2 separate regions of the Homo sapiens genome follow, and region 1 is linked to region 2. Evidence: read pairs that join two places in POLR2A ChIA-PET (ENCODE). Cell type or tissue: OCI-LY7. All regions are shown on one strand. Each heading gives the region's core, and the rest is flanking DNA. Links, peaks and the distances in the headings are about the cores only.

What was found. ChIA-PET counts read pairs that join two places held together with the same protein. Peaks named below come from ENCODE experiments on the same cell type or tissue, not always from the same donor. Only the 100,000 strongest peaks of a DNase experiment are listed, where the experiment ranks them.
Region 1: POLR2A ChIA-PET joins it to region 2 with 6 read pairs; 1 of 35 experiments calls an interaction of 5 or more read pairs at or near these places.

What each region holds. Positions count from the first base shown.
Region 1 is chr1:116,323,820-116,329,199 of GRCh38, reverse strand. All of the region lies in intron 2 of LOC105378920 (a long non-coding RNA gene), which reads left to right. Among named protein-coding and RNA genes, the nearest start is that of ATP1A1, 47 kb to the left of the region's middle. In OCI-LY7, for the core only: no CTCF peak of the experiment used is centred there; a DNase peak (open chromatin) is centred at 3,179; H3K4me3 peaks cover 1,966 bases; H3K27ac peaks cover 3,907 bases.
Region 2 is chr1:117,627,660-117,633,039 of GRCh38, reverse strand. TENT5C (terminal nucleotidyltransferase 5C) reads right to left here. Exons shown (of 2, transcript NM_017709.4): 2 at 4,651-5,380. Among named protein-coding and RNA genes, the nearest start is that of TENT5C, 24 kb to the right of the region's middle. RefSeq lists enhancers at 1,631-2,181, 2,182-2,732. In OCI-LY7, for the core only: CTCF peaks have their summits at 1,365 and 1,585; DNase peaks (open chromatin) are centred at 609, 1,529, 3,219, 5,029 and 1 weaker place; H3K4me3 peaks cover 2,592 bases; H3K27ac peaks cover 4,411 bases.

The sequences.
Region 1 (5,380 bases), core at 293-5,292, 1.3 Mb after region 2:
CAGGGGGACCTGCCCTCTGTCATGAACCTTGACTTCAACTCCATTGGAAATTGCTCTTAAACGTTGTCCTCCAGAGTTCTGTCCTTAAGGCGTCTCTCGTACTACATCCTCCATGGGCGATTTCATCTATTCCTGTGGATGTAACTTCCACCTATATGCTGAGGTCTTCTAGACTCAGGCTTCAAGATTTCTCTAAGACATATAGATTCACATGTCTCACTACCCCTTGTTAGCTCTATGTGGGTGTCTTCTAGGTGCCTTGAATTAGACATCGAGAATTTAACTCATTACCTTCTTCCCCAACTAGGTTTTTCTTCTGTGGCACTTCTTCTGGTGGGTTGCATCATCATCATCATCACATACATGTAAACTCAAGACAGAAACTTAGGCATCAGCCTAGAGCCCTTCCTCTTCCTTTGTCCCCATTTCATGTTACTGACCTGTTTAAAAAACGTCAACCATTCCTATCTCCTTCAGAATTGAATTGAAACTTTTTAGCATGGCACAAAGGGCCCTTGTCATCAAGACCCTGAGTATGTTCATATGATCCATGCACTTGCTTCAGCCAAGGGTAGCTTTGGCAGCTTTCTGAGTTAGCTATTTTTTTTTGTACACACAGCCTCTGCATACGGTTTTGTTTTGTTTTTTTAAATTCTGGGAACACCCTTCGCTTTCTTCTCTTTTACTAATTTCCATTGCTTCAAGACTGCTCTCGTGTCCTCTTTAATGCTTTCTCTGACATATCCCCTTCTCTCTCTAACGATGTCCCATCATGGGAATTAATAGTTATTGCATTTCTGCTGGGGACTTAGTATTTTGAATATATTTACATATCTTATCTTTTTCTCATCTGCTCATTAATCCTGTAAAAAAGGTATCATTATCCTGGTTTAATAATAAGGAAACTGGGCTCATAGAGGTAAAGAAACCAGGGAGCTTATTAAAAATGCAAATTTTCAGGCCTTCTCCCAGGCCTCTGAATGAGAATCTCTGTGGGTTCCTCCAGCAATCTGAATGGTTTCTCCAGGTGATTCTGAGGCACACTGAAGTTTGGGGGGCATTGTATCACACAGCTTGAAGAAACTGCATGGAGCATGAAGAGAGCAATTTTGGAATGGTGGTCCTCAGGAAAGGACTTTTCTCTCAAGTGCTTGAAAACCAACTTAATGTCACTTAGAGATAGTCAAGATATGATTTTAAGATGGAATTTAGTTGAAGAATGAACTGGTATATATGGGTTATATAGGCACAGGCAAATTATAACCAAATACACCACTGAACTTTAGGAAAATCCTCTTTGAGACCATGACTATAGACAAGGTATGATCTTGTTTGGCAAACAATTACATCTCCTTAAAGTGTCCTCTGGGAAAAGAGTGAATTGGGGGCAGATTGTCCCAAGTATATATCATCTTTTTTATTTTAAAGCCATTCATCTTTTCTCCTGGGTTAGCAAATATTTCACTTTCCAACTTAGGACTATGTGGGGTGTGACTAGGGTTTAGGGTGATTGTCAGGAATTCTTATTTTTTATTAGGGGTCTCTTGCAATTGAAAGTCTTTCATTACCAAAGCTATGCATTCTTTTCTAAAGATAAAATTTCAGGCCAATATGGGACATTTGGGGAGTAAAAATCCTCAAAAGGATGACCTCCTACTGAGTCAACTTACAGAACTGACCCTGCTAATAACCAAGAAGTGACACAGAGTATGTTACAGGATATTTATGGGGTATCCTTAACTACTAACACTGCTGCTGAAAATAATAATAATAATACCTGCCATCTATTGAGCATCATTTTACAGGTAAGGATATTGAAACTTAGAGAAGCAAAGTAGTTTGTCCCAAGTTATAATATGGGGTTATTAACAGGTCTTTGCAGAGAATTCAGGATGATACAAGATGAAAAAAATCTTTTTTTCTTCCACCTACCTCTAACAACATCATACACTCTAAGTATCTTGAAATATCATTTACACTCAGTATTACATCAACATTTTGGTACTTATTAAACCTGCCTCTAAATCTTATTACTTAATGCACCAATAATGAGGTAGAAATATTACTATAGCACAATTTTTATAAGTGTTCTGATAGCTTTTAACATTATTATATCTCAATAAAAATTATCTACTCTGTAATCTTATACACTTTATTTTATGCATTTAAAAGCCTCATACTGGGAAATGGTCCATACGCTTCAATCTCAGTTGCTAAAGGGATTTACAATATTAGAAAAAAAAAAAAAAAAAGGGTAAGATCCCCTATGGGTGGTTGGGCTTGAATTCAAACCCAGCTCTGACTGATCATAATACCCATTTTTTTTTTTTCATGCTACCTGTCTGCTTGGTGTATTTTGGCCCAAGGTTAGCAGTACATTGATGATGCTCTTTGTCAATACTCAGAGCTGTAGCCAACCAGAACTATTCAGGCACAAAGGGAGAGCAGCTGGGAATAGGGAGTGCCTCTCCCGGTTGTAAGTCACACTCTGGGTTAATCCTTCAACTGAATCCAAAATACTTTGGCTTTGAGAATGAACCTGTGTGCCCTGTGACAGAGGAAATTTCAAAATTATTGGCAGCATTAATAATGTTTATTGTGTGCCAATATGTGTTGGTTTCTATCCTGGCACCTTAAGAGAAGCTTAGTAAATATTTATGGGGCAGACACAATGCACAGGCATTGTGATAGGCAGTGTGAAGAAAGAAGGGAAAAGACTGAGTTTCTCTTTCAGACTAAGCAGTCCAACAGGGCAAAAACAAGCAAACTATTTATCAAATTATTTATCAGAAGTTGGGGATGGAGAAGCCCAAGGAAGAGAAGGAACTGGCTAGAGCCACGAAGGGTAGGCAGGGTGGGTGGATTTGGGGGTAGAGGAGGGCCTGGAGCCATACAGGAAAAGGCAGAGTGTTTTTGGCAGAACCATGATTGACTGTGTGACTGTCACACTCTTGGGCAATGGCTTACCAGTCCCTACGCAACCTGGAGCCCCACCACCTCTCCCAGGACAGCTGCTCTTCTTTGAACAGCTCAGGCCTGCTCCTGACTCAGTGCCTTTGCGTTTGATATTCCTTTCCCAGAAACACTCTTCCCTTGATATTTTGGAGGCCCACTTCCTCATCTTGATGTTTTCAAGCAGGTGTTACCTTTGAAGTAAGGCTTTTCTGATCACCCTGTTGAAAGCCACAATCTGTCTCCTCACCCCAGCACTCCACCCATTTCCTGCTTTAGTTCTCTCCAAAATAGTGATTATCACTGACACTGTATCAGTGTTTCTTAAACCTGAGTACTTATCAGAATCACCTAGAGGGCTTATTAAAACAGTCTGCTGAGCCCATCCCCAGATTTCTGATTCAGTAGATCTAGGGTTAGGCCCAAGAATTTGCATTTCTAAAAAGTTCCCAGGTGATTCTGATGCTGCTGGTCTGGGAACTCACTTTGAGAACCAGTGTATTATAAATTTTATGTCTATTGCCTGTCTCTTTCCACTAGAAGGTAAGCTGTTTACAGCAGGGATTTTTTGTGCTTTGTTCACTGTTGTACTTCCAGTGTCGGAATAGAGCCTAGCACATTGAGAATGCTATCTGTTGAGCAGAGAGGCAGATGTGGGATGCTGGTGTGCAGTGTGAGCTAAGTTTAAAAAAGAAAGATCAGACCATATCCTCGCTAAATTATTATAGAAATAATACTATATTATTATGAATATAACATTTATTTTAACAAAAGCAATTACCAATTACTGAATGTTTCTACTGTGTCAGGCCATTTAACAATGAGGTTGGGAGATACTGTATGCTTTGCTTTGCCTCAGACCACACAGTACGTGTAGTAGGTGACTTAGGTCTGCCTGACTCCAAAAAGATGGCCTTAACCACTGTGCTACAAAGCTGTCTAATGATGGACTTTTGAACTTTTTATTTCAAAATAGTTGTAGATTGACAGAAACGTTGCAAAGATGATACAGAAAGTTTTCATATACTCTTCATTCAGCTTCCTCTAATGTTAACAACTTACATAACTATGGTACATTTATCAAAACTAGGAGATCAATGCTGGCACAATACTATTAACTAAACTTCAGATTTTATTCAGATTTTACCTGTTTTTCCACAAGAATGTCCTTCATCTGTTCCTGGATTCAATCCAAGATGCCATTGTCTAGCAATTTTTAGAGACTTACTACTTGAGAAACTTAAATGTGGGCCTCATGAAATCCTGATGATACAAAGATGAGGAAAACGCAGTACAGCCCTTGAGGTGCATATGACAGGAAACAGATCCAGGAGTAAAGGGGTTCTCCTGGGACAGAGGGAAGCTCAGGGTGTTCTAAGGGCCAGAGCAAAGTGGAAAGGCAGGCCAGCCTTGGAGTTTGAGAAGGCTTCCTGGCAGTCAGGCAGGAAGAGCAATGTGAATAGGTATTGAAAGTCACTGAATTTCAGCAGAAGGAAAGGCCAGAGCGTGATGGTGGTTCAGGAGAAGCAATAGGAAGAGACTGGTCAGGAAACACCAAGAACTGAGACATTATCCATTGGTGCTGGGGACTAATGAGGCTCTCTTCCAGGGTGCCAACATAGTGAGCTATTTGTTTGTATTGGACTCTTCTGGCTGGAGTGTGTAGGCTAAATGCTTATCTTTTGATAATAAACCTAATTGTTTATATAAGCCTTCCAATATCTTTTTTTTTTTATGTAGAGACTGAGTCTCGCTCTGTCACCAGACTAGTGCGCAGTGGCACCATCTCAGCTCACTGCAACCTCTGCCTCCTGGGCTCAAGCAATTCTCCTGCCTCAGCCTCCCGAGTAGTTGGGATTACAGGCGTGCCACCATGCCCAGCTAATTTCTTTTGTATTTTAGTAGAAACGGGGTTTTGCCATGTTGCCCAGGCTGGTCTGAAACTCCTGAGCTCAGGCAATCTGCTTGCCTCAGCCTCCTAAAGTCCAGTGTCATTTTATTATACAGTCATGCACTATATATATATATGTGTGTGTGTGTGTATATATATACATATATGTATATATATACACATATATACATATACACACACACACACACACACACACACACACATATATATATATATATATATATATATGATGGTCCCATAAGATTATAAGGGAGCATATGTAGAAATCTGATATATGGGACTTGATACTGGCATTGCAGCTCAAGCAGGGGAAATGACTGATATTCAGCAATTGTGCTGGGACATTTGGTTTTCCATATGAAAACATATATAAATAAAAACATATATACCATCTATGTTTGTGTAAGTACACTCTATGATGTTTGTTCAAGGACTAAATTGCTTCAGTACACATTTCTCAGAATGTATCCCCAGCGTTAAGTGACATATGACTGTACTTATATATGGGAGGCAGTA
Region 2 (5,380 bases), core at 265-5,264:
GAATCCCTTGAACCCTACTGGGCACCAAACTGCCACTCAAACAGCAAGCCAGAAACCTGGCCACAAGCCTCTGGTTTAATGTTTCCTAAAGGAGGGACTGTGCCCGATTCAGCAGCATCCAAAATTCAAAAGGCAAAGTCAAAGAAGAGTTCATTTCCTTTCAGTAATATCTAAAGTAGGATGGAAAATAAGCCTGCTGAAAAGCTGCCTCTTTTGCCAGAGCTAGAGAGAGAGAGGGAGCACCTCTCCTGCTGTTCCTGGTCAGATCAGGTGAAGGCCAAGGAAACTGATCTCTCACGGTAGGGGGAGGGGATGAAGGGCACAGGGACAACAAGGTACATGCAGTTGACTTAAGAGCAGGGAAAAAACCACAGAGGAATGTTTTGTGTGGGATCCTGAGATAGCAGGGGATATGAGGACCAGAGGCTGCCGCAGACCATTCACAGCCACCCAAGCGCTGCTTCTCCCAGGCTCCCGCTTACCTGAGCCAATGTAAAGATTCTTTTCAAAAAAGTCTTTGCTAGCTGTAGTGTTTATTTAAGGATAAGATGACCCAACTTCCACTATATTTAGTGCATGAAAAACCACAGGTGTTTGACTCCAGGAACTGCTTAGGGTTGTGCTATTAGTTTTCTGACTCCCCTCCCTTCTTGGTTTCATTGTTTCAGCATTGCAGGTGAGCTGGTTTCCTGACTTCTGCAAAAGCCCTCCTGCACTCCCCCGCCCTCCTCTCCAGCCTGCAGGTAGTTTAAATACCCCCATAGTACATGGCTGCCTGGATAAGGTGTGGGGGAAACTGTGATGCTGTTTCCATTTCAATTCTAATTTAAAATGCCATGCCAACCACAATAGGCACCCTATTTTAACTTCATCAGTTGGCTTAATTTTTAATTTTAACTAATCAATTTAATCAGTGGCTTTGTCCTCCTCCTCATTCCTCTTGAAAGGCTTCTGTTGGAAGGCAGGATATTTGCTCTCCCGTGCCTCTTCCATGTGCCACCCTGTAAAATGCAGGACAAAGACAAAATAGCATACTGTAAAAGAACTGACAGCTGGAGCCTGGGAGTCAGACACCCCAGAGCCAGGTGCTGGCTGCAGCAGCTGTATGACGTTTAGGTTTCCTCACCTGTAAACCTAATCATCCTATCTCAGACTTTTTGGAAGATTAAATGCTAATGCTTAGCATGGGACCTGGTGCTCCATGAGCATTCCCCAAACATGTTAACGAGCCTGCAATGGGTCCCCCCACACCTGATTCACAAAGGGAGGGTTGTCTGAGGAAAGCTGCTGGTTTGTCCAAGGAATTCCTTTCCTGGATAAGTGGAAACGGATCTATTACCAGGCAACTCAACACCTCTTAGGCCCTTGAGAGGGGGCTGACATAAAAACTAATATTTGCAGGGTGAGTTATAGTTTACAGAGTGTTTTCAGTGTTGTAATAGTGGGGGAACCAGGCTTTGCAGTCAAATCTTTGTGCATGGGCTCTGTCTCTTACAAGATACGTAACCCTGGGCAACTCAGAGGCGCACTGAGCCTCTGGCTCCTGTGTACAGTGGAAACACTGCTACCTAGCTCACGTTTCTGAGACCTGCAAGCTATGTATATGCAATGTGTACTTGGTCAACCTAAAGCCTTAGTCTAAAGTGAGGAGTTCTCATTCCATTTTCTCATGGGTTTAGTTCCCAACAGGCCTCTTGAGAAAAACCTCATTTACTATCCATATGGAAGGGATGGATTGAAATGGCTGAAAACAGCCTGGCCAAAGTTGCTGTGGTGCTGCCCGTCTCCATCTCTCTCTCTCTCGAACACTATAGCCTCGGATACCTTTTTTCCAGGGAAGCACCCGAAAGAAAGGCAGCGACTCCAGCTTCTCATGCCTTTCCCTTAGGGACATTTCCCATTTTCGGAAACTTCCTAAGTAAAAGGTGGCCCTGGGATGGCCTGCTGTGGTGAAAATGCCCTGAGCTGGGAGACCTGTGATCCAGTCATGGCCAGAACAGGTAGCCTGCGTTGCTCTGAGCTGGGTGAGGAATGGTATGAAACCAAGCCTCCCGACAGGCTCCAGCTCCCTAGATTCTGGGCGGCACTGACAGAAACCTGCTTGAGAGAGTGATGACAGTCAGAGTACTGAGGAGTGGCTCACCGCCAGGGCAGCACATGCTTCTAGGTAGCATTTATCCCCAGGGAAGGACACAGTCCCGTGTTGCAGAAGGCACAGGGCCAGGAGGCAGGAAACCAGCACCGTGGCCCCAGGTCCAATGCCGTCACTTCGGACAGGAAGTCGCTTGACTCAGCTTTTAGGCAGGGAGCAGGGGTAGACCACTCAGCCCAGTCTGGGCACCACCCCTGACTTGCCTCTGACTCCACCTGCCATAAGTGCATACGGAGCTGAAGGCCTCTGGAGAGGATGAGGCTCCAGGCCAAGGTAAGGTGGCAGAATGGCACCATCACACTGAGGCTCTGGCTGCTCAGAGGTCATATGGAAAACCCCCACAGGTCCTGCTGATGCTCTCAGCATCTTCCAGCTGATACTAACCCCAGATTACAACCAAGCGCATTACTATCCCGCCCAGGCGACTACTCGGACAGTGAAGGAGAAAAAGAATCCCCGCTCGTTTAGAAGTGTACTTCTGGAACCCTAGAGGTCCCGGGTGGCAACGACGGGAGCTTCATTCCAAGGCTGAGGAATGAACACTTGGGGATGGCATGAGAGGAATTCTACTAAAACACCAGAAGGATAGGTCTGCCAGGAGGACTGGGTGGGTGGGGAGTTTGAAATAATACTGCTGAGCGTGAAGACTGCAACCCTTAGTACTGACCTTGCTCAGGGGCCAAGAGCTTGTGTTCAATTGTGTTAGTGTCCGGGACATGACTACTCATTCCAGGAAGCTGGGCACCAGCACATCCCACACAAGTTGTCCTGCGTATAAATATTGGTCTGGACAAGGGGACTGAAATGGTTTCTGGCACCAAAATGAGGCATTACAACACATTCAGGTAAATATCCAGGATTCAGCCTCTAAGTGGCTAATGGCCCAAGGACAAGTCCTCCAGGGAAAACCCATCCAGTTCAACATTTGAAGCACCAAATCTATGCCAGTTATGTGAAAAGTGGGCAGAGAATGAAGCACGCAGGTGTTCACAATGTGGGTGAAGAGCTGATGCAACCCAGTAAGAACACGAATAGAAAAAGCAGGAAGGGGGAGGTGGCAGACATAGGGCCTGGTAAGCCAGAGGAGGTGAGGATTAGCTGAGATTTTAGAAGCCTGCTGTGGGGTCACGTGCACGGAAGAAGCTGTGTGCTCCAGAACTCCAAGTAGGCCAGCTTAGTATAGTAGGTCAAAGGATAGGAAGGTAGACTGGGGCTAGCTAGCTCCAGACATCTGCTCTTGCACAGACATGTTGAGTCTGACATCTGCTCTTGCACAGTAGGGTCTTACACAGGTTTTAATGTATGGGAGGGGCCCAGGCACATCTGTTTTAGAAAAAGCCCTTGACAGAGTCAAGAAAAATAGAGACAAGACTCATGAAATAGCCCAAGCAAGAGCTGAAGGCAACCAAGAGGGCAGAGTCAAGGAACATTTCAGAAGGTACACGCAGTAAAAATGGGGAGGAAGAAGATCGTGGGGATGGCTGATGGGCAAGCATAAGATCAGAAAATTGCTCTTCAATGATCCCAATTCTTGTAGTGAAAAGAGAAGAATGTCACCCCAGCCTTCATGAACAGTTCTAGATCCAGACAGTGTCTAACCGATGTGAGTAGATGACTAGAACAGAGGTAGTCCATCATAAAGCTAAAGAGGCCACTGACATGGATGTGGATGGGCAGAATGAAGGGAGGAGTGAAGAGGCAACATGGAGAGTGTGAGCTGGCAGTCAGGGCTTAAGAGGAGTGAGGGTTACTTATTGAGTAAACATGCCAAAGAAGTGATTGGAAGGACTCCACACCTACCAGACTCCAGAGCATGCACATCCTTGGCTGAAAGGTTTGAGGAGGAGCAGGGACAGGTGGAGGCAAGGGGATGAAGGATTTTACACAGCCAAAGACATAAGTTTCATGAGGACAGTTAGGAGAATGCCATAGGATTTCAAAGAAATTCCACAAAGAAGGGAGGCCACGGAAGGGGCAAGACTTGGGGTGGGCAGGGGTTGTTGTGAATTAGATCAAAGGAATGAGGAGGAAGGTTGCTAACCAAAGTCTACAGCATCTCTTTATACCCTTCAAACATCTATCAACCACTCCAAGTATCACTTGTTCACTTCTATACTTCTTTAAAAATGTGAAGAAACTACAGTAGTTGTACATGTATGGCTGAAGTTGTTTTCTTTGTTGTTGTTGAAGTGGGCTAGGAGCTAAAGGGACTGAATTAAACAAGGTGCCAGCAAAGGCGAACTGCAAGACTACACCTGCCGTGGGTATTAGCTGAAAGGCTGTGGTCAACAACGAAGCCTAGTTTAAGTTAGCTGGGCACCTTGAAAAAGAGCCCAAATATTAAGGGATTTGTGGTCTCCAAGGTAACCACACAGCCCTCCCCCCTCAAAAAAGCATCTGTCCTTCAGAGAAGCATCCAAGGCTGATGTTGACAGCTTCCTATTTCTATTCAATGTTTCCTAAAACCTAAAATTCATCATTGAGAAGAAACAAATCAATGAGCATAAATGACAAGTTTTATTTAAATTTTAAATATACCTTTATTTCTCAAACTCAAAGCTTTATCAAGTTCTAACACATTTTGCATTGACAAGTGATTTTATCTGCATCAAGTAAGGTTAGTGACCACCACGAAAGAGGAATCCCCAGACCTCCTAGGCACTAAGAAATATTTCAAAGGCTATGCAAATATAGAACAAAAAGCTTTCAATTTAGTCTAATTGGTATCTATTTTTCATCTATATTAATTTGGAAATAAGTTGCTACCTTAGAAAAATTACATTTTTATCCATTAAAATAAAACACCAGATAGGTTGAGTTTTTTTAAAAACACCCACAGATCTGTATTTAGCTACTTCCTCTTTAGTAGATGGTCATCTCACCTTCCTATGCAAACACACACAAGAATTTGCACCAACTCTCACTAGCCCAGGCAAAACTCCAAGCATTTTATTTAGCTTACACTTCAATTATTTTTTTAAAGTGATAGGTAAACAAGATTTAGGCACTTGAACACACACACGCACACACACACACACACACAGTCTTTTATTTCCTGATCTTAACCTTAGAGTTCTCCACAAATAATCCTGAAAAGTTGCCAGATCTTTAAAAATACCTCTCCTCAACACCGCCCCCCTCCCCCACGACTTGGTCCTCTGATTTTAACTGGTTGAATTGGAATATGTTCCAAAGCGAGCTGTGAAATTCTAGTCTCTGCAAGATTAA